2 separate regions of the Mus musculus genome follow, and region 2 is linked to region 1. Evidence: chromatin loops called from intact Hi-C (ENCODE). Cell type or tissue: gastrocnemius. All regions are shown on one strand. Each heading gives the region's core, and the rest is flanking DNA. Links, peaks and the distances in the headings are about the cores only.

What was found. A loop is a pair of places that touch in the nucleus more often than their neighbours do. Peaks named below come from ENCODE experiments on the same cell type or tissue, not always from the same donor. Only the 100,000 strongest peaks of a DNase experiment are listed, where the experiment ranks them.
Region 2: it touches region 1 in a loop (2.3-fold over the local background); 9 of 42 quality-filtered maps call a loop at or near these places.

What each region holds. Positions count from the first base shown.
Region 1 is chr11:99,374,015-99,385,357 of GRCm38, forward strand. It overlaps Krt28 (keratin 28), which reads right to left and starts at 889. Exons shown (of 8, transcript NM_027574.1): 1 at 382-889. The coding sequence starts at 825. It overlaps Krt10 (keratin 10), which reads right to left. Exons shown (of 8, transcript NM_010660.2): 8 at 11,240-11,343. In gastrocnemius, for the core only: no CTCF peak of the experiment used is centred there; a DNase peak (open chromatin) is centred at 5,757.
Region 2 is chr11:99,567,599-99,578,941 of GRCm38, forward strand. No RefSeq gene overlaps it. Among named protein-coding and RNA genes, the nearest start is that of Krtap3-1, 6.6 kb to the left of the region's middle. In gastrocnemius, for the core only: a CTCF peak has its summit at 6,735 (motif pointing left); a DNase peak (open chromatin) is centred at 6,719; H3K4me3 peaks cover 180 bases.

The DNA.
Region 1 (11,343 bases), core at 1,493-9,492:
GTTAACAGAAATAATCTTGCTTTTGTTATGCATTACTTACAAAATAATTAAGCCTTTGCATCAATTTTAAACATATGCAATTATCAGAATGTTTAGAATTTAATTTTTAAAAAGTAGCAATGTTTTAATTTCGTTCTCAGACAATTGCATTATTTTTTAGGAGATAATAATTTATTATCTATAAATGTATCTCAAAATAGACAGTGGGATTCACATTGAAAGTATTGAACCAAGGCTCCTAATTTTGAGCAATGGGAAGAATTATTTATTAAAATTAAATTCAACTTAGAGTACAGCCATGAAGTTTTTCCCTTTGTGGTTTTATATACTTTTGCCGAAAGTTATTATGTTTATTTGGCTAGTTTCAAGTTTGCGATTTACCTTGCTTTTCAGGTCCTCAATGGTTAGATGATACTTGCTGTAGTCACGGTCAAGTCCACGGCACGATCCCGGTCCGTATTTCTCATGCCAAGTCTTGATCTTTCTCTCTAGCTCAGAGTTGGCCTCCTCCAGAGCTTTTACGTTATCCAGGTAAGAGGCCAAGCGGTTGTTAAGATTCTGCATGGTGACCTTCTCGTTTCCAGAGAGGAGACCCCCTTCACTTCCGATGAAGCAAACACCAGAGACATTTCCCAGGGCACCAGTGGCATGGCTCCCACCAGGAGCACTGCCCAGTGTCCCTCCCAAAGCCCAAGAAAATCCACTACCAGCAACCGAACCGCCAGCCACGCTGCTCCCAGCAAAGCCTGCGCCTCCGCTGGGCGGCCTGAGGGATCCGGACTGTATGCCAACGTGCCTGGATCCGCCAGAAAACCGGAGAGACATGGTGCCAAGCCAAACGTTCCGCTGGTCCGTGGGCAGCTGTAATTTCAAAGGCGTACAGAACCTCACCTGCTTGTGGGTTCTTTGAGCTTTTATACACGGTTGTGGGGGCTGTCTCGAGTTGAGTGGTGTCTGCTGGGAGAGAAATGGCATCATTTAGATTAGCATGAAATGATGCATAATTGGGCGATTTAAAAAATAATTAATGCCTAGCACCCCCCCTCATCGCTTCAGGATATTTGTTATCGTACATAAAGTCGGGTCTAGTTCTATATTAAGTTCATTATTTTGACTTTTAATTTTGAATGAGTAATCCTTTTCTTTCATCTAGAGACCCTATGAACACACTGTCATTATCTGGTCCAGGGGCTAATCCAGTGTCAATGGCTAAGTGAGACAGAGACGGGCCCTGTCTGCCTGGCTTACTATACTCTCGGATGAAGGACTATTAGCTACAGAAACAGGTACTTTATCCCATGAGAACAAAAACCGTGTCATTTAAATAACTATATCCTTGGTAATATCTCCTTCTTTCTGTAGCTGTAACACATATGTGTTGGCTAGTGACACAGTCTGTGGCTACCCTGTCTAGTGTGCTATGGACTCAGAGCTCAAGAAATGTAGGCGTGTAGACGCGAAAAGACATTGTAACAGTCTTTAGGGAATCGTTAGTTCCAGACAGGGGTTGGATCCTGTTCAGTTCTGTGTGCTAGACCAAGGAATTTGGAATGAATCTTAAGTAGAAAGTGAAGGAAAATATCAAGTTGATTCTAAGAGTTAGAGAAGTGGTCTACTCTCAGGGAGGAATGCTCTACTTGATGACCCAAAGCCAAGTGGCCAGCCCTGAAATGATGCACACGCAAATCACACTGAACAGACACAGTGGGTGGTACTTTATATATGCATGCGTGTGCAAGAACAATTAAAGACGAGGAGGCCAGGAACTTAATAGGGAGTAGGAGTGAGGATGTGGGGGCGTGGGGGGAGTTGGGGGAAAGAATTGAATGGAGGGAAACAATGTAAGTATATTTTAATAAAGTTGTAGCAAAAGAATCAAGTTGAAATGAATTGATAAGGCAAACTAAGGCAAACTAGGAAGCAGACACTATTGCATATGCCAGCAAGATTTTGCTGAAAGGACCCTGATATAGCTGTCTCTTGTGAGGCTATGCCAGTGCCTGGCAAACACAAAAGTGGATGCTCACAGTTAGCTATTGGATGGAGCACAGGGCCCCCAATGGAGGAGCTAGAGAAAGTATCCAAGGAGCAGAAGGGTTCTGTAGCCCTATAGGTGGAACAACAATACGTACTAACCAGTACCACCAGAGCTCATGTCTCTAGCTGCATATGTAGCAGAAGATGGCCTAGTTGGCCATCATTGGGAAGAGAAGCCCCTTGGTCTTGCAAACCTTATATGCCCCAGTACAGGGGAACGCCAGGGCCGAGAAGTGGGAGTGGGTGGGTAGGGGAGCAGGGCAGGGGGAGGGTATAGGGGACTTTTGGGATAGCATTTGAAATGTAAATGAAGAAAATATCTAATAAAAAATTGAAAAAAAAATAAGAATGGTCCAGATGGCAAAGATGAAGATGGTAACGTATGGAAGACGATGGAGAGGAAGTGGTTATTGATTGATATTTGAGAGTAAAGGAAGGCTTTGTTTTGTTTTGTTTTGATAGGATCTTACTATTGACCAAGCCTGGAATTTGCTATGTAGCTCAGGCTAGCCAAATACTGCAATAACAAGTATACAGTGGCTAGGACTGGGGCTGGCCCTCATAACTGATTTCATATGCTGGGAATTCATAATGTTGACTGAGATGGGATTAAGGTGGGAACACTAAACTTAATTTTGGACTAACTGAATTTGAGAGGTTGCTGGGATATCCCAGATAAAGATGGCGGCTAATAGGGAGAGTCAATGTTTAGAGTAAGCTCATTGCTCTGGGCAAATGGCTGGCCAGAAAGGTGTAAAGGGATCGGTACTCAGAATTGAGGGCATGGTTCTCATTTCAGTTGATGCTCAGTTATGTATTTGAAAGTAATACTGTGCTAGGATAGACAGAATGATGTAGGTTTGGAGGATCTGAAGGTAGAGCCAGAAGGAAAGACTGCCAAAGAAATTCCTGGTGCTCTAGAGAAAATGACCGGGGTGACTGACTACATAATTATATAGAAGGAAGGATCGAAATCAGAGACACAGATAAGCTGATGAAAGAGTTTGAGTCATTGGATGTCTTTATGTCACAGAGGAGGCAAGAGTGAACGTGGCTGGTGTAAAGTTGTCGGGAGGTTGGTTCAATGTCAGTCCATTTCTGTTGCTTTAACAAGACACCTGAGACCTATCTAACTGACAGTCTTGGAAGCTGAGAGTCCGAGATTAGGCAGTACCATCTTTTCAGCTTCCGGTGGGCAAGGGAAAAGCTGCTGGAGAAGAAACAAGTCCTCGGGGCTGGCCTTGCTTTACCACAGCCCTTCCTCAAGAGCTGACTGGGCCCCACAAGCAAAACGGTGTTAATCCTTTTGGAGGCAGATTCCCTAATGAACATCGAGCCAATTGCCTTCCACTGTGTCTAACCTCTGAAAGGTTCCACTCCTTCAAAACCATCACACTGAAGACCAAGTGTCCAGCACAGAAGCCTTTAGAAGACTTACACAAACCACATTCAAACTTAGCACTTGGAGACTGGAGACCAATGTACAGAATTTTAAAATAGGTAGATGTTGTTCAAGCCCGGAGTCCAGACTCAGGGACTGAATTCAACAGTTATGGAATATGGACCGAGGAACAAGTGGAGCACGACGGTAAGTGGACATGAAGTATATCATGATGTCTGGAGGTGAGAGAGAGTGGACCACCAGCCAGCTGCTGACATCCTTTGATGATGGGCTGGCAAGAGTGTTATTTTCTGTAAAGAGTTTTAGCATAACACAAAACCAAATCAAAGAGACCCTACATCAAACAAGGTTGAAGGTGAAGATTAACGCTGGAAGCTGTCTTCTGACCTCTACATGGAGGGCATAACATTACACAAACACAGAAACAGAGACACAGACACATGCACACAATATACATATATACACACACAAATAAATTAAAAAAGAAGTAAGTGTCACAAAGCTGAGCGTAGCATTGGGGTGGAGGGAAGACAGGTTTGTTTGTATTATCCGTCTTGAAGTCCAGAGACGGGATGTGTGGAGTGGGAGTGGAAGGAAAGATTCAGGGTGACGCCAGAGGAGGGAGAGGAGACTGAAGTTGAAAATTGGTGGGAGAGGGTGCACAGGTAAGGAGAGAGACCAGGATGCGGCTGGGGACTAATGAGAGGCTTCTGACAGATGTCACTGCTAGGACATCTCAGAGGAAAGACACATGGGATGGTTAATGCTGTAAGGCAGATTCTCCACTAAATCTCTCTCTCCTTCCCTTCCTTCCTTCTTTCTTTAATCAGAGGTTTTTCAGAAAAATTTCAAATGAACTGTCAAAATGTATTTAAAAGTTTCCATCTCGTTGGTCTTAACATAGTAACTAGAGAGTGGAACGATTCAATACTGTTACCATTGATGGTGGTGCTGGGGTATGTGTGTGCCTGTGTGTGTGTGTGTGTGTGTACTGGGGAAGTGAAGCTGAAAGTGACGGAACCTTCACTGAGGCGGTGACCCAGAGGGTGGGGTGAGGATGGTAGAAAGGCGTGGTAGGGGGACTTTGGAACGACTGGCTTCAGGTTCACATGGGGACGATGGTATGGACTTGGTGTTATCTCTAGGATACTGACTCTTCTGATTGGTGTTACCAGGACATGAGTTAGCACAAGGCTGGCCAGCCGGCACTGTGGCCAGCACTGGTATGGTCTTTAAATGCATGACCTAGGCAAAGCTGCAGGGCAGTTATTTACAGTTATGAAGAGCCCCAGATATCTCTTAATTCAGTTCCTCATTAGCAGGTTCAACACGTAAGATCCAGACATGGATTACCAGGCACATACTGGGTGTCAACTTGTTTGTTCAAAGTGACTTGAGACTCTCATACTTTGAGATTCACTTATTCTTTGAGATGTTCATAGATGAATGCAATGCATTTCTATCACATCCATGCCTTCCCTGACTCCTCCCCTCCCTGGCTCCTCCCCTCCCCTCCCCCTCCCCTCCTTGACTCCTCCCAGACCTAACATCCATGCATCCCCTTCCCAACTTCATGTCTTTCTATTTTCCTAAACCCGGCGTGTCTGAGTTATTAGTGCCCGTATCACGGATGTGGTGCCATCAGCTAGAGAGTAGGCAGCCTAGCAGGAGGCCACACCCTTGAAGAAAAATGCCTGGAGAAGACTATTTTATTTATGAATAATTACTCGGTGATGCGTGCTGATTTGCATACCTACTTTACATATTGGGTATCCACCGTCTAAATTATTTATGCATTGTAAAACCATTCTTCTGATTGCACTGTCGAAATTGATACACTGAAGTAGCACATTAGCATGTATTAATAATTCAAAGTACCCGCAGTGCTTGATTATTACATAAATGGCTACTACTGCTATTGCTGCTAATTGTTTCTTATAATAATTATAATTATAATTAAGTAATAAGCAGACAACTAATTTGTTGTATATGCTTCACATGTATATAAAATATTTCTAAGAGAACATTTTTGTGTCAAAATAGAGAAAACAACACTGCATTTGTGCAAGTAGATTTGAAGTGTCCCTATCATAAAAGGTATGTGATATGTCAGTTTAATTTAGTCATTTCACAAATATACATATTTCAAGACAATACATTATATGAAATATATAATTTGTGAACATTATTTCCCAGTTAATAATATAATGGTATCCACACAATAAAAACTCCTCCTAAGAAGCACATGTTTAAATAAATACGTTCTTTGACCATCAGTTGGTGGCTATACTTGCCCCTGCCCGCTATTTCCACCAGGGGGCAGTGCTGGCCTTCAAATGGATGTCGCTGGTCTTGGCCCTTAACTGGAAGTGATTAATGTAAGCGTTGTATTGATAGTGTGACATACAGATCCCAAAGGAGCTTCTTGTGCATCATCTTGGATGAATCGCAACAAACCTGGAAATAAGGAAAAAGGAGAGGTTTTCTTTTGTGTAGGCTAACTTTTCCTTTTTTTTCCTACTTGATCCAAACTAGTGCTACCTGGGAAGAAGGATCCTAGACTGAGAGAATACCTCCATCAGATTAGCCTCTAGGCAAGTCTGTGGGGGGCGGTTTTATTTTTATTTATTTATTTATTTATTTATTTATTTATTTATTTATTCTTGTGATTGACGTGAGAGCGCCCAGCCCACTTTGGGTGGCTCCACCCCTAGGCAGGTGGTCCCAGGAGGTATAAGAAATAGTTGAACCTGAGCTTGTGACCAATCCAGCAAGCAGCGGTTCCTCCATGGTCTGGCTTGAGTTCCTGCCTCCGGGTTCCTGCCCTGCTTGAATTCCCACCTTGTTCTCTTCATTGATGGACTGTGATCAGGAGGTATAACACGAAATAAACTCTTTCCTCCCTCAAATTGTTTTTGGTCACAGTGTTTATATTGCAGTGAGCCTGGATTCCCAGCACCCACATAGCAGTTCCAGTGTAAGAGTCGTCCTGTTTTGACCTTCAGAGGACTGCATGAGTGGCATGCTCAGACACATGGAGGCAAAACACCCATACACATAAAATTAAATAAGCCTTAAAATAAAGAGATATTTAACGAACACTTACGTACCAGCCTCTATGTTAGCAGCAGGTAACACAGAAAGAAAAACAGATACATTCTTAACTTTTATGGAGTGTGTGTGTGTGTGTGTGTATAGAGTTGGTCCTAATAACCATAAAATAGAAATTGTGTTAGATCTTAGGGAAAGGAACATATGCAACTACTAAAGAAGACCTAGTATAGGCTGGGGTAACCTTTTAAAGAAATAACATTAAGTACATAGAAGAAACATGAAAAAATATTTTTAGGCTGGGACGTGGGTGGGGCAGTCTTAGAGGGGAAGAGAATATAACTATGAGTAAAAAGTTTATAGTTAACCCTAGGAGCTGTTAGTTTATTTTATATTAATATAGTACGTTACCATAAACTTAATCCTTTATAATGAAAGGGATATTTTTAGCTAACAGCTCTAGAGGTTCAAGAACAAAGCATTGTCGTCAGCTTCTGCAAGAAGCTCGTGCTGGCGGTGTGGTGGAGGGAGTGCTGAGAAGGAGGGGGGTGATCCACGGTGAGATAAAAAGCCAGATCACAGACAGAGGGCTCAGGAGCACTCTGACACAACAGCACTTCCAGAGGATTAACCCAGATCTCATGAGAACTCCCTCAGTTCCTTCCAAGGGTGGTGCTCACAATGACCTAATCAACACCCAGGAGGAGTCAACTCTTAAAAATCCCTGTAATGAGAGTTTTGGTTTCTTTGGGAAAACAAAACAAAACAAAACAACCAAGTGTTATAAGAATATGTTTCGTTTTAATCCCAGGTGTGGGATATGGGAATGCTTTGGATCGTCCACAACAGCTGACTATGATTTGCCTCGTGCTCTGGCAAGGGCATGGTTTTGCCCGCTGTGCACGTGTAACATTCGGTGTTCCAGGAGCTCTTCAGAGGGTATATACATGCTAGGTCCCTGAGAGGCAGGGTTACTGTTGTTGGGTTGTTGGTTGGTTGCTGTTAGCTGAGGTTTGTTAAGTAGTCGTGTGCAAAGAAGAAACAACAAGAAGTTAGATATCCTGATGGCGAATATCAAACGTGTCCCGAGAACCTCAATGTCTCTTATCATCGGAAAGTAGTCTAACCATAATGTCACCCCCTTCTCCTCTATTCTTTTCTCTCTCCTATCTAGTGTTAGGGGGTTGTAAGGGTGGAAGAAAAGGGATGAGGAAGGGTAGAAGATAAAGAAGCCACAAGGTAGCCAAGAGTCGGGCTACAGGTCCCACTACTTCTGAGCATAGCCATCCTAGTGACCAAATTCCACATGAAACTTTGGAGGAACACAGTCAAAGCACAACCAAACCATAGCAGGAAGGAATAGTGGGGTGCCTTCAAGGAACTGGAGGAGGTGTGGATGTTAGTGTGCCAGGAGGCGGCTGATCAAAAGGTGTATTGGGCGAGAGGAGGGACTTTAGATTCTTAGCATTAAAGGTAACTTGTGAAATATAAGCAGTTCTTGTTATGTTTTGTTATCATTTTGTAATTTTTCTAGCTGGAGTGTAGGGGATGACTGGTGATGGAATAAAAATCAGTAGAGAAATCACTAGAAAGCCAGCCACAGTAATCTGGTGATGATAAGGTGACCTGAGTCAGGGCAGAGCTAGATAGATGGCCTTTCGATAATTTTGAAGATGGTCTAAACAGGACCTGGCAGTGACTAGCTGAGGTATGGGTAGGAGTGAAGTGAATGGAAGAGAGAGGAACCAAGAATTATTCTTGTAGTAGTAAAAATAAAGGTCCCTCATAGAAGTCTATGCTCCAGGAACTGTGACTATATTCCCTTACACAACAAAATGGGCTTTATGGAAATGTTTAAATCAAGGATAAGCAATCATGATTCTGAGGAAGTTTTCTTAGAGCAGTAGCAGTGGAGAGCTTGGGTGCTGCCACACTGTGCCATTGCAAATATGTCCTTGGCTGTCCTAGAATCCACATTCTTTCTAATTAGCCACTTTCTGCCATCCTCCAGGATTAAGTCCAGGCTCATATTTTCCAGTGACTGGTCCCTAACACATCCTGATTTGAATGCCTTAGTGTCTCATCCCTGATCTTTAGTCTATGATGGACACATCTGTGCCATGTATTATTTTTACTCACTTTCAATACTTAGCATGTGTGTGACATCCTTTGCACAACTGTGCTTGTTGAATGAATGGATGCATGTTAGCCACTGAGTTACATTCTTGAGCACTCTCCTCTTGATAGGTGTTACATCTAGAAGAAACTCAGGACAAATGGCTGAGGTGCCTATTAACCTAGCAAAGTAGATGCTCTCAGCATCCGAAGTATCCGTTCCAGAGTCCTGGCTCATTTCAGCACTTCTCACCCCAGCCCTGTAGCCTAAACCCCTCCAGACCCTGAGCTTCTCATTTCTCAGCTTCTTTCCTATACAACACAACTGTCTGAGAAAGGATGAAGCTGACAATACACGTACTGTCTCTTGGTCCTTTCTTGGCCTCTTTATCCATGTGTTCCTTTGGTTCTTCTCCCTCTCCTGGTCCCATCTCTTGCCCTTCTCTCTTCTCTCCCTCTCATTCCTTCTCTCACCTCTTACGGTCCTGTCTATTCTGCTGGCCATGTTCAGTCTGAACTTTTCCAGACGCCTCTTGGGATGTTCTCTCTCTCTCATACCTACAGTACAAACCTTCTCCTCAACCATACATAGGAGTGGCCATGGCCTCCCTTTCATTCCTCAGGATCCTGGGATTAGTTGTTGTAGACTTTGTAGTTAGTACTCAAATGTATAACAAATCCTTGACGTGTATTGTCAGCTTCATCCTTTTTCAGACAGTTGTTTCTGCTGTCATTGTCCTCCATCTTCTTCACGCTTGGAGAGTTTATGCACTACCACTTAGAACATTTATCTCCTCAAAGGAGCTCTTCATTTCACCCCTTACCTTCTCTACCAATGCCAGAAGAACAGGGAGACATATGGCTCCAGGGTTTTGATTGTTTGGCATTTAGATGGCCTTCCCCCACATTCACACTTAGAAGCATCCTCACTCGTTACAGTTTAGTCCCTCAAACTTCTACAGCTGTCTGCCAGGACGGGTTGCTATTCCTGGAGGTTAAGGGAAGATGCCTGAGTGCAGAGAGCTCATGAAGCTTGTAGCACATGGAAGGCCCTGGGGGTCACCAATACTCTTTACCTTTTTGGCTCAATGGGATCATCTCCAGTTTGTTTACAAAGTGTTTAAAACAATCATATATTAATTGCACAGGAGAGTTAGTCTCATGTGCATTGTTGTACAGGGACAGTAAATATTCTCTTTTTAATTCTTAGTCCCCAGAGTTTCTGGGTTCACCTTGGAGGTTAGCTTATATGGCTATGACTCACTAATTTTGTTGCTCAACCAGTACCTATTGAGCATTAACAATTTGTGCTGAAAAAAACCATGTTAGGGTGGGGCTTACAACAATAGGTAAGGCAGACCCTGTCATCTCACTAGTATTATAATCTAGTTTAGACTGCACTGGGGTATGGTTTAGTATCCCAAATGTCTCTCAAAGTACATGGGTTGACAAGTCTCAACACATGTAGATTGAGAAAGTCTTTTTTTTTTTAAATTTAATTCTTGATTTTAAAAAAGAGCCTGGTTTTCAATGTTTGTGGAGGGGCACTGTCTCCTAGGGCACACAGAAAGTGTTATATGTTAGGGTGTGGATTATTTAGTATCATCCCACTGAAATGGCAAGGGATTGGGGCTCAGATCTTGAAAAGCACTAGCGTTCAAGTCAAGAAGGATGTTGACGCTGCTAGTCAATGGACACGGGCAACCCCAAAGCACATTAGGGCTTTCCCTCTTTACTGTACCCCAAGTAGAGCACTAAGTCGTGTCAGCTGATGTCTTAGAGTTACTTTTGCTGTACTGAAACACCTGGACAAAAGCAACGTGGGTAGGAAAGGGTTTGTTTGACTTGTGCTTCCTCATCACTGTTCATCACTGAAGGAAGACAGGGCAGGCACTTGGAGGCCGGAGCTGATATAGAGGCCATGAGAGGGTGTTGCTTATTGACTCTATCCTTGGCTTGCTCAGCTCACTTTCTTGTAGAACTCAGAACCACGATGGGCTGGGCCCTTTCCCATTAGTCACTAATGAAGACAATGCCTACAGGCTTGCCTATAGTCCTAGGGAGGCATTTTCTCAACTGAGGCTCCCTCCTCCCAGATGACTCTACCTTGTGTCAAAAAACTAGCCAGCACAGTTGGGGTCTGGTAGGGAGATATAATTAAGTGTATACAGATAGAACAAGGTCTTTATATGTATTGATTACATATAAGTGTTGGGGGGGGGCAGGAAATTTAGAGGTGTCTGTTTGGACACACTGCTGTCATCTGGCAGACACAAAATAATTTTATTGGGTATATAACAATTTTGAGAATTTCTGTTGGGCTGGTTGACTTTTGTCGAAGCTCGGTGGGAAGATGTATCATAAGTAGTATTTAAGAAGCAATATCATAATTGGAAGAAAATAGAAAATGTGAGAAATAAAGAGAATGTGAAACTTCTTTTTATATTGGGAATCTTATTTGAGATGATTTCAAAATTTCCAAGATTGAAACAAGTTACGGCCAGAGAGCTGGGAGTTCTCTACTCATTGTGTATCTTTAGGAAATGTAAGTTTCGGGCAATTATGGACTTCTTCACCCAGAGTACTCATACTGGTCCAAGCACACCCACCCAACTAAATAATAATTCTGACAGATTTTTATAGTTTGCATCAGTAAGAAAGTTTATTGAAATTTATTAGTAAATGAGAAATTAATAAGTAAGTGAGAAAGTTTTCTTCTTTTTTCTCCACAAAAGAAC
Region 2 (11,343 bases), core at 2,121-10,120, 190 kb after region 1:
TTGCTTGATAGGTCAGTCTTTTCTGGAGCATGCTGGCATTTGAAGTCAACTGTGTGTTTCCACATTCCATGTTCTTCACTACTTTACATGTCCTCCTGCTGTGGGGGTGGTGTTCCTACCAGAAAGAGGAAGGCTTTCAATATGCAAATGTAGATAGGAAATGTTAGTCCAGGTTGTCCAAAGTCCTGGGGCCGTAAGAGAAGGTTGACTTTACAGACTAGTTTCTTAATCAAAATTCTATGCTATACAAACAAGATGATTTGAAGGTAGGGGAAGTGACTGGGTTGATGTTGGTGACATGGAGGGGTGTGAGCAGGGAGGTATGGCATAGTTGTATGGGTGTCTCAGTTAGCTTTCTAGAGCTGTGGTCAGGACTCTGACCAAGAACAACTTGGGGAGGTAAGAGTTTCCTGGGCTTCCGTAGCCCATGGCACAGATCACTGAGGAAAACCAAGGAAGGAATTCAAGGCAGGACACTGGAGGCAGCAAATGAAGCAGAGGTCATGGAGGAATGCTGCTTCCTGGCTTGCTTCCCATAGCTTGCTGATGTTGTTTTCTTATAGGACTGAGGACCACCTGCCCAGGGGCGACACCACACAGAGTGATCTGGGCCTTCCTACATCAGTCATTAATCAAGAGAATGACCCACAGACTTGTATGTGGGACAATACAATGGAGACATTTTCTCAGTTAAAGCTCCCTGCTCCCAGATGTGCCCAGCTGGTGACAAGCAAACAAACACTGACCTGGACAATGGGGATGGATAGGAAAACATAACCTAGGATTTCTCATCACATTGTTCAGTTTGGGAGAACCATTTTCTAGGTGGCAATCAGTTCTTATGGTTTATATTCATATGTTTAAGATAACTGCAACACTGATCCTCCACTAAAACTTATGTATTTGTTGTCTCAGGCATAATACTAAGTATTTAATATGCATGTTCTTTCTATATCCTATAAGACCAAACTATGCCCACTTTCTTGGTGATAAAAAGAGCAAAGATATTATATTATTGAGTATGGAGTTGCATGGCTAATGAAAAATGACTTAGCTGACACCATAGCTCATGGAAGTGTATACACACACATGTACACACATACACATACACACACGCATGCACACACACACACACACACACACACACACACACACAGATACACACATACCCATTCTGAGGAATTGAACATAGGGTCTTGCAAGTGCTCTACCCTTGAGCTATATCTTAAGTCCTAAATTTTATATAATTATAATTATATATTTTTTCATTTACTAACCCATTAAAAAATAACCTGTGCTATGTTTGGTAGTAAGAGTACACCAATAAACATTCAGATTGGCTCCTTGTTACAGTGTCTATCGTAGTAACGTCAACCTGATGGCCATGAAATAAACCATTGAACACCTAAGAACTTTAGACAGTGACAGGTGCTAGAAGGAAAGAAAGCACACTGACACATGGAGTGACAGGGAGATAGCAATGGAGGGTGGCCCCTGTGATTAGGGAAGTCAGAGGTCTTCTTAGCCAGGGCTGCTGAAGAACTGTGATAGGAGACCGTATCAAAGTAGTCATTCAGCAGCTGGTCAGGCTCGGTTTTCAAGGATAGCCTACAGAGTTTAGATTTTATCCTAAGGATGTTGAAAACTTCACTGGGTGATTTACATGTTTTGAATTTATTTTCAGTTGGCTTGTACCAAGTATGTGTCTATGGGTTACACAGTATCATTTTAATACATGCATTCAATGTATAATAGCCAGACCAGGGTAATTCACATGTTTAGGATCTTGGACATGATACTTCTTTATGTCTGAAACTTTCAAACTCACTTCTGATAGGTATTTATCCTAATGGACCATAAAAATTTAGAAGTTATTTATTCTACTCGGTTGATTTAGAGCAGAGAGTGATAGGTTTCATGTTTGAAGGAGAATGATCTGCCCAGGGCAGGCATGGAAGTAGGCTGAATTATAGAGGCTAGGCAAGAGGGTAGACACTGAGCAACTGATACGAGAAGGCAGAGTTTGGGTGACATTAGAAAGGAGGGGTGAGGTGTTTTGTTGACCGAGAGGCTGTATACGGAGAGAGGTCAGGAATCCTATCCATCCAGGTCTCAGATCTACTCATAGGAAGGGGCCCTGAGCAAAAGCTGCCTGGGTGGTAGGAAAGCGATCAATGTTGCCTTCAGTTTGGGGCCAACAGGGCCAAGCCCACGTGACCAAGTAGGGCTAGAGTGAAGAGCTGGCGGCTCCAGCACGCAGATGGAAATTCTGCTTACTACCTTCCAAACGGAGGCTCGTGATGCTTTTTATATGTGTTAGTCACACTTTGTTGTGAGCCTCCCAGTGCCTAACCAACAGCACCGTGGATTTCCGGGTTGATCTTGGGTGAACCCTCCCAGTCCGGCATCTCCTGATTCAGCTGCTGTGCTAAGCAGCTTCCCACTCGTGGGTCACTCAGTACTTCCGAAACTGTTTGGAGGAGGAGTTTATCTCTTCATCATAGTAGAAATCTTAAGGTTTCTCACTCTAATAAAAGTGGCTGTGAGCAAGAACATTTAGGTAGGTCTGTCTTACACAATCTTCCTGGTTTCTGATATTTTACTTTATAAAGAAGATGGAAGGGAAATGTGGTCGTCATCAGGGCTGCTGGGAATATTGATCTTCGCACTGCAGAATGCCCATTTTGTGGAGCATACATGCAAAGAATTTTAAGCCTGGGTTAAGTGGTGCCCATCTCAGACATCCTGTAAAATGGTGTTTTTCTCTAGTTTGTAGTTAGAGTCAAGTCTGACATAACCTTCTCTGTATATATTTTTAGATTTATTTATTTTATGTGTATGACTGTTCTGCCTACATGTATGTATGTATGTATAACATGTGCATGCTTGGTGCCTGTGGAGATTGGAAGAGGCCATTAGATCTGGAAACTGGAGTTATAGACAGTTGTGAGGCAGCATGTGGGTGCTCGGAACTGAACCCCGGTCTTTAAAAGAGAGACAAGTGCTCTTAACCTCTGAGTCATCTCTCAAGCCTGGAAATTGACATAACCCTTGCTACTATATTATCTTGCACTGAAAATGGCCTTTAAGTTGTAACATTGTTTTTAGATGGCTTTAGTGATATTTTCTGAGCTCAGTTGTTATCCATGGCTGTTGTATAGGTGTGCAAAAGAGGCAACTCTCTCACTGTTTCCTGTGGACTTACTGATTTCATTGAATATGCCAGTAGAGACCTCATGGTGTTTAGTTACATGATACATGCAATATTCTTTCAAGTTCTTGCTTAACCAGCTTCCTTTGGCTGGAATTCTGAACCATTTTTTTTTGGGGGGGGGTCTGTAGGTTCGCTTTAGTCTCACGTATTATTGTAAATTACAGAGGATGTAGAGAGAAAGAGAGTAGCATGCAGAAGTAAATACTTTACCAAAGTTAATATGTCTAGGAAAAGGGACACTGAGAAACAGTTATTTTTTTAAGTATTTTATTTTACATGTATGAAACATTCTGCATGCATGTATATCTATTTATATCTGTGTACCAGGTCATGACTGGTGCCTGCAGAAGCCAAAAAGGCAGCATCAGATCTTCCGGAAATGAAATTACAGATGGTTGTGAGCCACCATGTGGGTGCTTGTAATTTAACCCAGGTGCTCTGGAAGAACATCCGGGGCTCTTTGGTTGTTGTCATTTGTTTGTTTGTTTGCTTTGAGACAAGTCTCTCTGTGTGGTGTTGAATGTCCTGGAACTTGAGATGTGGACCAGGATGGACTCACAGAGATTCTCCTGCCTCTACTTTTCAGTGGATGGGATGAAAGGTGTGTGCCATTATGCCTGGCCAGCAAGTACCCTTAGCTACCGAGACAACAAGTTACAAATATAACGTTTAAGGTGCTGGAGAGATAGTTGAGCAGTTAAGAGCATGTACTGTTCTTGCAGAGGACCTGAGTTCAGGTCTCAATACTCACCTCCAGCTTCAGAGACTCTGTCACCCTATTCTGACATCCACAGGCATCCACAGTCACAGGTACACACACATATATCCACATACAAACAATATGTGTGAGTGTATGTGTGTGTGTGTGCACACATGTAGTTTTAAAGGCTACTATAGACTAATTATAAATTTAAATATCTCAATAATAGATTTCAATTTAGTAACTGGATAACGATTTTCCTCACTGTCAGGTCTATATTAAGAATGTTGTTGAACAGGAGTGGGGGAACCGGGGCTCTTTTATTATTCTTTCTGTCCCCTATGGGGAGCCTGAGGTAAAGTTGAGGTTTTAGCTCCGTGGTGTCTCACTTGTGGAAGGTCTTTATCAGTCTTCATCCAAACCTTTCAAGTCAGTGGAGGCCCTGCCTTCTCCAGAAGGGCTGATGTCTCTTTGCCTCGCCCTGCTGGAGTCCTGTGATGTTACCTATGTGTGGACAGGTTAACCAGAAAGAAGCAGCTGGCTCCCATATTCTCTGTGAGCTTGACTACCACTTCTCTGTCCCTCGGATGTCATTAACCCTTACGACTTATATAGAAAGGATGTCATTTCAATACACTTAGGCAATGTAGTTAGGGTATGAGAGAGGAGGGAACTGTTCATATTCTAGTTGGTCAGTGAGAGGGAATTTGGCTTCTTGATCGGGTGTGAAGAAAGAAAAGAGCGGAAAGGAAGGAAGGAACACTGTGCGAGGAGAACGTTCCAGAGAACATTCCCACGAGTACTAGGAGTGGTGTGATATTTTTTTTTTCTTTGGAGATAAGGATTCACTCAGAATCCCAGGCTTGCCTTGGGCTGGCAGTGCCCATTCTTCAGCCTTGTGAGTATTGAGTGTTGGATTATAGGCTTGTGCCATCGTGCCTGGGTATGCGTTTGGTTTTTAGGAGTAGATTAATTGGATAAAGGGCCAATCACTCAATGAGAAATTACTCGAGTTAATCTCCTTTCTTGTTGGCACAGCTATTTCTCACCCACACCCGAGTGTCTGGTGTCTTCTGTCCTCACAATACTCTAAAGAGTTGGGTTTTTTTTCCTCCTCCAAAAGACATAGATTTGAATGAAGGAAGCAGGGAAAATAACCTATTGAGTATTTTAGTGGTGCTCACAGTAGTTCTCGAGACATTGAACTCTCCCTAAACAATGGTTTAAAAATGGCTTCAGAGGATCTCTGAGACCCATCTACAGTCAGCCAGAGAGTAGATTTGAGTTTGAACTTGGGATTCCTGACTCCTTTCATCATCTTCTTCTGTGTCCTGCCTACAGTGGAAACACCACTCAAGTTATTTGTTTCGCTTAGCGCATGCCAACACATCAACGGAGACGCCGGCATCCTCCCAAACCCAGCTTTACTCTCTCCCTGGCCTTTCTGCCGTTTCGTTTATCCAGGTCCTCTCTGCTCACTAAACAGTGAGTGTTTGAATAAGGTTTAAAAACACGAAGCTTGTACGTTCTGAGTGCTAGGTCAAACGTCTATCATTTTGTCTTCCTTGTCACCTCCGTCGTGAAGAACCTCGGACCCCGTCTGTCTGCTTTGCGCCCTTCTCAGCCGTCACTCCCACACGCTGTCACTTCTAGCTCTTCTCAAACTCCCTCATCATTCCTGATGCCAGCTTCGCTGGAGATCCCCTGTTACTCCTTCCTCCCACAGTATTGTTAACACACAATGGAGATTTCGCTTAGAAAGGAACAGGCCCTATGTGCAGTCACACTTACTGCTGTGGATTAGCATTTGTTACGCTTACATAAACGACTCTGCTTAGCTCTCAAATCCTTAGCTTCACCCAAAGCTTCCATGCTTCAGTGGATGTGATGATTCACAGTCTCTGCCTTCAGAATTTCCCCAAATTGCTCTATGTCCTTTGACTTCTAAAAATGATTTTTGCCCATTGGCATTTAAAGAGCAGAGTGGGTTCTGGTTTCTTCTATTAGAGCTGTGGTTTGGGCATCTCAGGAGTCAACAGAGGGTCTTCCTGGATATTATCCTCTTCCTATAAGAAAGTTTCTATAGAAATGGGGAGATTTCTTAGCTACCACGTTCAGTGGGGCTGGCAATCTTTCTAGTGTCTAAACTAGATTCAGTATTGCCCGAATGTGATTCCCTAGGTGTTTTCTCTAAAGTAGAGACTAATATGTTCCATGTTCCCCACAATCAGCTCTGACGAGCAACCAAAAGGAGTGAGTGTAAGTCTGAGTGAATAGTTCACTAAATAATTTTAATTTTTTTAAAGGAGGCAAATGTAACAGGGCTTAGTCAGGAGACATGAACTACACACATGATTTGCATTGAATTAATTTAAAACAATTTTTAACTAAGTTGTTGGTTAGGTGATTAAAAAGGTTTAAAGAAACTCCTACGACATCATAAGTTTAGTAAATGCAGAACATGTGCATTTTAAAAGAAAGAAGGAAAAAAGAAAGAAGGAAAAAGAAAACATACAGAGTTAGAGAGGATGTTACCCTGAAGAGTGAAACGCATTTTGGGAAAGGTGTGGCAGGCTTAGCTCGTGTCATGGGCTGAAAAGAGCAGTGGAGTTAGTTCTATAGAGTGGAGAGAACTACAAATGGAACCCAGGTACTGCCAGGGCAAGGATGCGTGCCTGCTGGATCGAGGCAGCGAATCTGAGGTGATAACGCTGGCACCAGCTGACAAAGGAGTAAGCAGAAAACAGTAAAGAGGAAGGGACAGGACCCTACTCTGCAGACGGCGCGGTTTTCCTCTCTTGCCCCCTAGTGGTCAAGTCTAGCACAGCCACTGGCAGAGCAACAAAGAGGTTTACTGAGTACCACTACAGGCATCTCAGAGATTGCCACAGAGGTCAGAATGGAGGAGCTGAGAAATTCAAGACAGTCATCCTTAGATATCCTGAATCTCCACACATCATTGACTTCTAGTTTCTTTTCTCTCTCTAAATTACATCTATCTTCTACCTATCTGTCTGTCTATCTGTCTTAGTCTCTCTCCTCCCCCCCCCCCGCCCCCTCCTATCCTGTTTATGTGTGAGTATGCACTTGTGGAGGTCAGAAGACAACTTTCAGGAGTCGATTCTCTCCTTCCACTGTGTGGCTCCTGGAGCTCAAACACAGGTTGTCAAGCCTGGGTGTCAAGTACATTGTCTGCTGAGCTATCTCACTGGCTCTCTGGCTTTCTTTTTGAGACAGGGTTTCACACTGTAGACCAGGCTGGCCTGAAACTCAAAGCAGTTTTTCTGATTGAGCTTTTGGAGGGCTGAGATGACAGGCCTGACTCTGTTCCTTACGTCATTGCCTCTTCCTAAAGTGGTACTCATGTTTGTATTGTATTGTATTGTATTGTATTGTATTGTATTATTTTGTTTTGTTTTGTTTTACATATGCCTGTCTTGTGCACATGTACATATGTGTGAGTGTATGTGGAGACCAGAGGTTAATGTGGAGTGTCTGCCTTTACCACACTTCATCTTATTTTTTGAGACAAAGATCTCTTACTGAAAGTGAAACTCAAATAGACTGGCTGGCCAGTAAGCCTATCCTATGTCAGCCATATATATATACAACATTATATAATATATAATGATTGTCTAATAATACATTATAGACACGTATATTAGAGCTAAGGGTTCCAGAAACTTATGTTGGAGTTGGGTCTGGTGATGCAGGTTAATAAGCCCAGTGGGCAGTGAATGAAGGAATCTTAGTCTTCAGCTGAAACACGGTGGTCTACGGTCTGTCTCCTCAGTCTGTGGATGTTTAATAGAAATAACCACATTTGACAACTGTGACAATTCCCACGTTTGTGCACAGACCCAAAGAACAAATTTCAGCCAAATGACAAGAAGTAGAAGGCCTTAGTAGGAGCTGCTTGCTGTTCCCTCAGGTATTAGGATAATCAATCCAGAATTTTGACAGTTGAGAGGGCAATCCTTGAAGATGGATACCATTACGAAGGACATGAAACTAGCCAGGATGCTGGTACATTACCCATTTAGCTCACATTTTTTTCCTTCTGAGCAGACCAATTTGGGAGAGTAATAAAATAACTGTATACTATTATCTTAAAGTCATTCAGCTAGTGACCCCAATTGGCTCCGATATCCAAGATGAGTATTTCTAATGGGATGAATTAACCCAGAGTGCAACTGAAAATGCTGTTTGGAAACATCCATCCTCACATCAGGGTATAGCTTGTCTTGACCCAGTGCGATTAAACAGTAGCCTTCCTTTTATTGCCTCAGGACTATACCAGCCCTCCTGCTCTGTCATAATGTACACTGCAGGAACTTAGTCACTGAGACCTTCCACTCGCTCTATCAGTCTGTTAGCTGGATGATATCATGCTGACTACTTCTGATAAGCATGAAGTAGAAAGCAGTAGATCTCTTAGCAAAGAGGCAAATCCTCAAAAAAAATAACCCCAAACAAAAACAAACAAACAAACAAACAAACAAATAAAAAACAAAAACAAAAGAAAAAGAAAGAAAGAAAGAGAGAAAGAAAGAAAGAAAGAAAGAAAGAAAGAAAGAAAGAAAGGAAGGAAGGAAGGAAGGAAGGAAGGAAGGAAGAAAACCATTATTTCAGTGGAGTTTCTTAGAGTTCAGTTGTACAGAGCATGCTGAGATCTCTAACACTGGAGACAAATTGCTCTACTTGGAACTAACTTTAACTGGAAAAATACCCAACTCTTTATGAGATATTATGAAGTCAATGTCTACTATATTTGAGTGTGATAGTCTTACCTGTTTAATGAAAACTCAAAATGCTACTGGAGCCTAGGCGATCAAGAGCAGTGGGAGGCATTATAGTAAACTTCCATTTGCAATGCCGGTTGTTATTTTATTTAAACTTTACAAAGCAGCAGATTCAGCAGTGTCAGGGATGCACTGAGCAACACGACCACTGCGTGGAGCCTCTGGTGCAGCAGCAGGAGGGTTGAGAGTGGGCCTGTGGGGCTCAGTGAAAATGCACACCTTCCTCAAAAACTACATTCTTGCTGATAAACTTTTGGAATGTTTGCGAGCAAAACCTTTTTGAAGGCAACAAATAGCAGCACTTATAATGAAATCAGTGATATCTGGTCACTTAGCTGTAAGGTCAGGTACACACAGAAGTGATGCACGGCAATGGAAAGGGGATATGAGACTGCCCAAATGGTACAAGTTAAGTTAAGTGAGCAATGACCTGGACTTTTGATACATCATTGCCCCCTCTCTTTCAGTCCAGGTTCAGCCACATGGACTTTAAGTAAAAATTGTGGTATGATTCTATTTCATTTCCTATCAACAAGAAATTTAACACAAAGTACAAGTTTAGGGATTCTGTTAAAGTAGCCACAAAATAGGATTGTTGCTTCTTTTTTTTTTTTTTCCTTTTTCTGGAATCACTCTTGATACCAACTTTTGTGTTAGCAAATACCTAATAAGGAGGGGAAGAAGTGCCAGTTTACCCTTGACCTTGATAATTTAATATAAGCCATTATTGGTTAGCTATAGGAGGTAGCTTAGTAGTTAGAAAAGAAGACAGAAGAATAGTTTCTTATAGAAGAAGCAGCTATGGGAAGGGAAGAGTCAGAGAGCAATAAAATATACAAATCAAGGGGAATGTCCTGAAGGGATGCACTCATTGTGCATCTTCTTGATGTTTTCTAATGTCCTGAACTTGAAGGATGGCTCCAGTGGACCGGGAGCTCCAGGATGGGTGATGGGTGGCTTGAACAAAGTCTGTCATGGAAGCAGTGATGTGGTTTGCATAGTACCACCACCCAGCCTCCCCAAACAGAGCATGGAAGGGGAGTGGCCAAGCTATAAGACGAGAGCCTATGTACCAGCATCTAGGAACTTCTACCAAAACTCGTGATTCCTAAAGTAAAAATGTTTTCAATAAATAAATAAATAAATTAGGAATTTTATTCAGTTTACTATTTGCATTGTTAATTTATGTGTGTGTGGGGGGGGGTGGTTTGGGGACGCACATGCTGTGACACACATGTATAAGTCAGAGTGTGTGGGGTAGCTGCTCTACTTGTACCTTTTTATGGGGTCCAGAGATTAAACTCAAGTTGGTGGGCAGCAAGCTCCATCACCAGCTGAACCATCTTGCTGGCCCAGGCTTGTGAACCTTGACACACACTCTCCATCCAATTCTTTAGTTTCCTTTTAATGGAGTTTGGAGTTAGATAGAGGTGGATTCAGAAAGCAAGACATTTTACCTTTTTTAGATCTACTTATTCACATATGAGCCAGGGCACACATGTCTATTTTGTAGGATGATACAAGGGTTACACAAAATAAGCCTAGCATGAAGTATCAATGCTAAGTACAAGGCCGGGCTGTTTCCATCTTTTCCTTCCCTGGGTATCTTTCTCAAGACTCTTTATTAACTCTGCCTCTCATCCCCTTTTCCTTTTTGCTCAGATAAACTATTTTGTTCTTTTTTTCATCTTGTGATTCTCTCCCCATCCTTTATTTAATACCTCGTTTTCCGTCCATTGGTTGGGATGAGAAACATCAACCTTCCAATGGCAATATTCCTCCTTTGAAGGAACATTCCCACTTCTGCTTTGGGATTTTAAATGTGTGTTCTTTTGTCATTACTTGACTGTTTATGGCCAGTAGATACTGTATGTAGGAAACTGCCATTTTTGAGAGTTGTTTACAGCCATCTGTACCATGTAACAGGAATATTCTAGACTTTCATGTTTGGAAATCCAAGAAGCATGGACAGGATGGAGGAATACTCACTCTCCTCATGGTAGGGTAGCTGCTAGCATTTGTACAGACTCATCTACATAAGGACTAGGGCTCTGACATTTCACGAGACTTCGTTCTAAGTATTAGGCGCATGTTTCAAATAAGGAGAGTTGGCCGAGGTGGTGAGGAACACCTCAGGCACAGAACCATGCATGCTCCATTTATCTTAAACAAAACAAAACAAAACAAAACAAAACAAAACAAAACAACCCCAAAGCACTCACAAAACTTAACCTACCACTTTGTAGGTTTCATTAGACAGCCCCCTGATTCTCTGTTTCTTTAACTTACTTTCTTTAGTCTTCCAGTGTTGGATCACAGATGACTCCACAGCATAGTATGCAGAACATTTAACTATTAATTGCTTCCATGTCTTTGGAAGAATGACGTATAGTTGAATTATTTAGCACGTAACCTTTCCAGATTGGCTTATTTCATTTATTTTATTATAGGCCAGATAGTATTTCATTGCATAGATGTCCCAGAGTTTGTTTATCCCATTCACCTACAGAATCAACATTAGTGCTCAGAGTAGATATCAGGTTTTGTCTCATTTTGGGTATATATACAGGAGCACAATTTATGGATCCATTGGTAACAATATGTTGAGTTTTGTAATAAGGTACCAG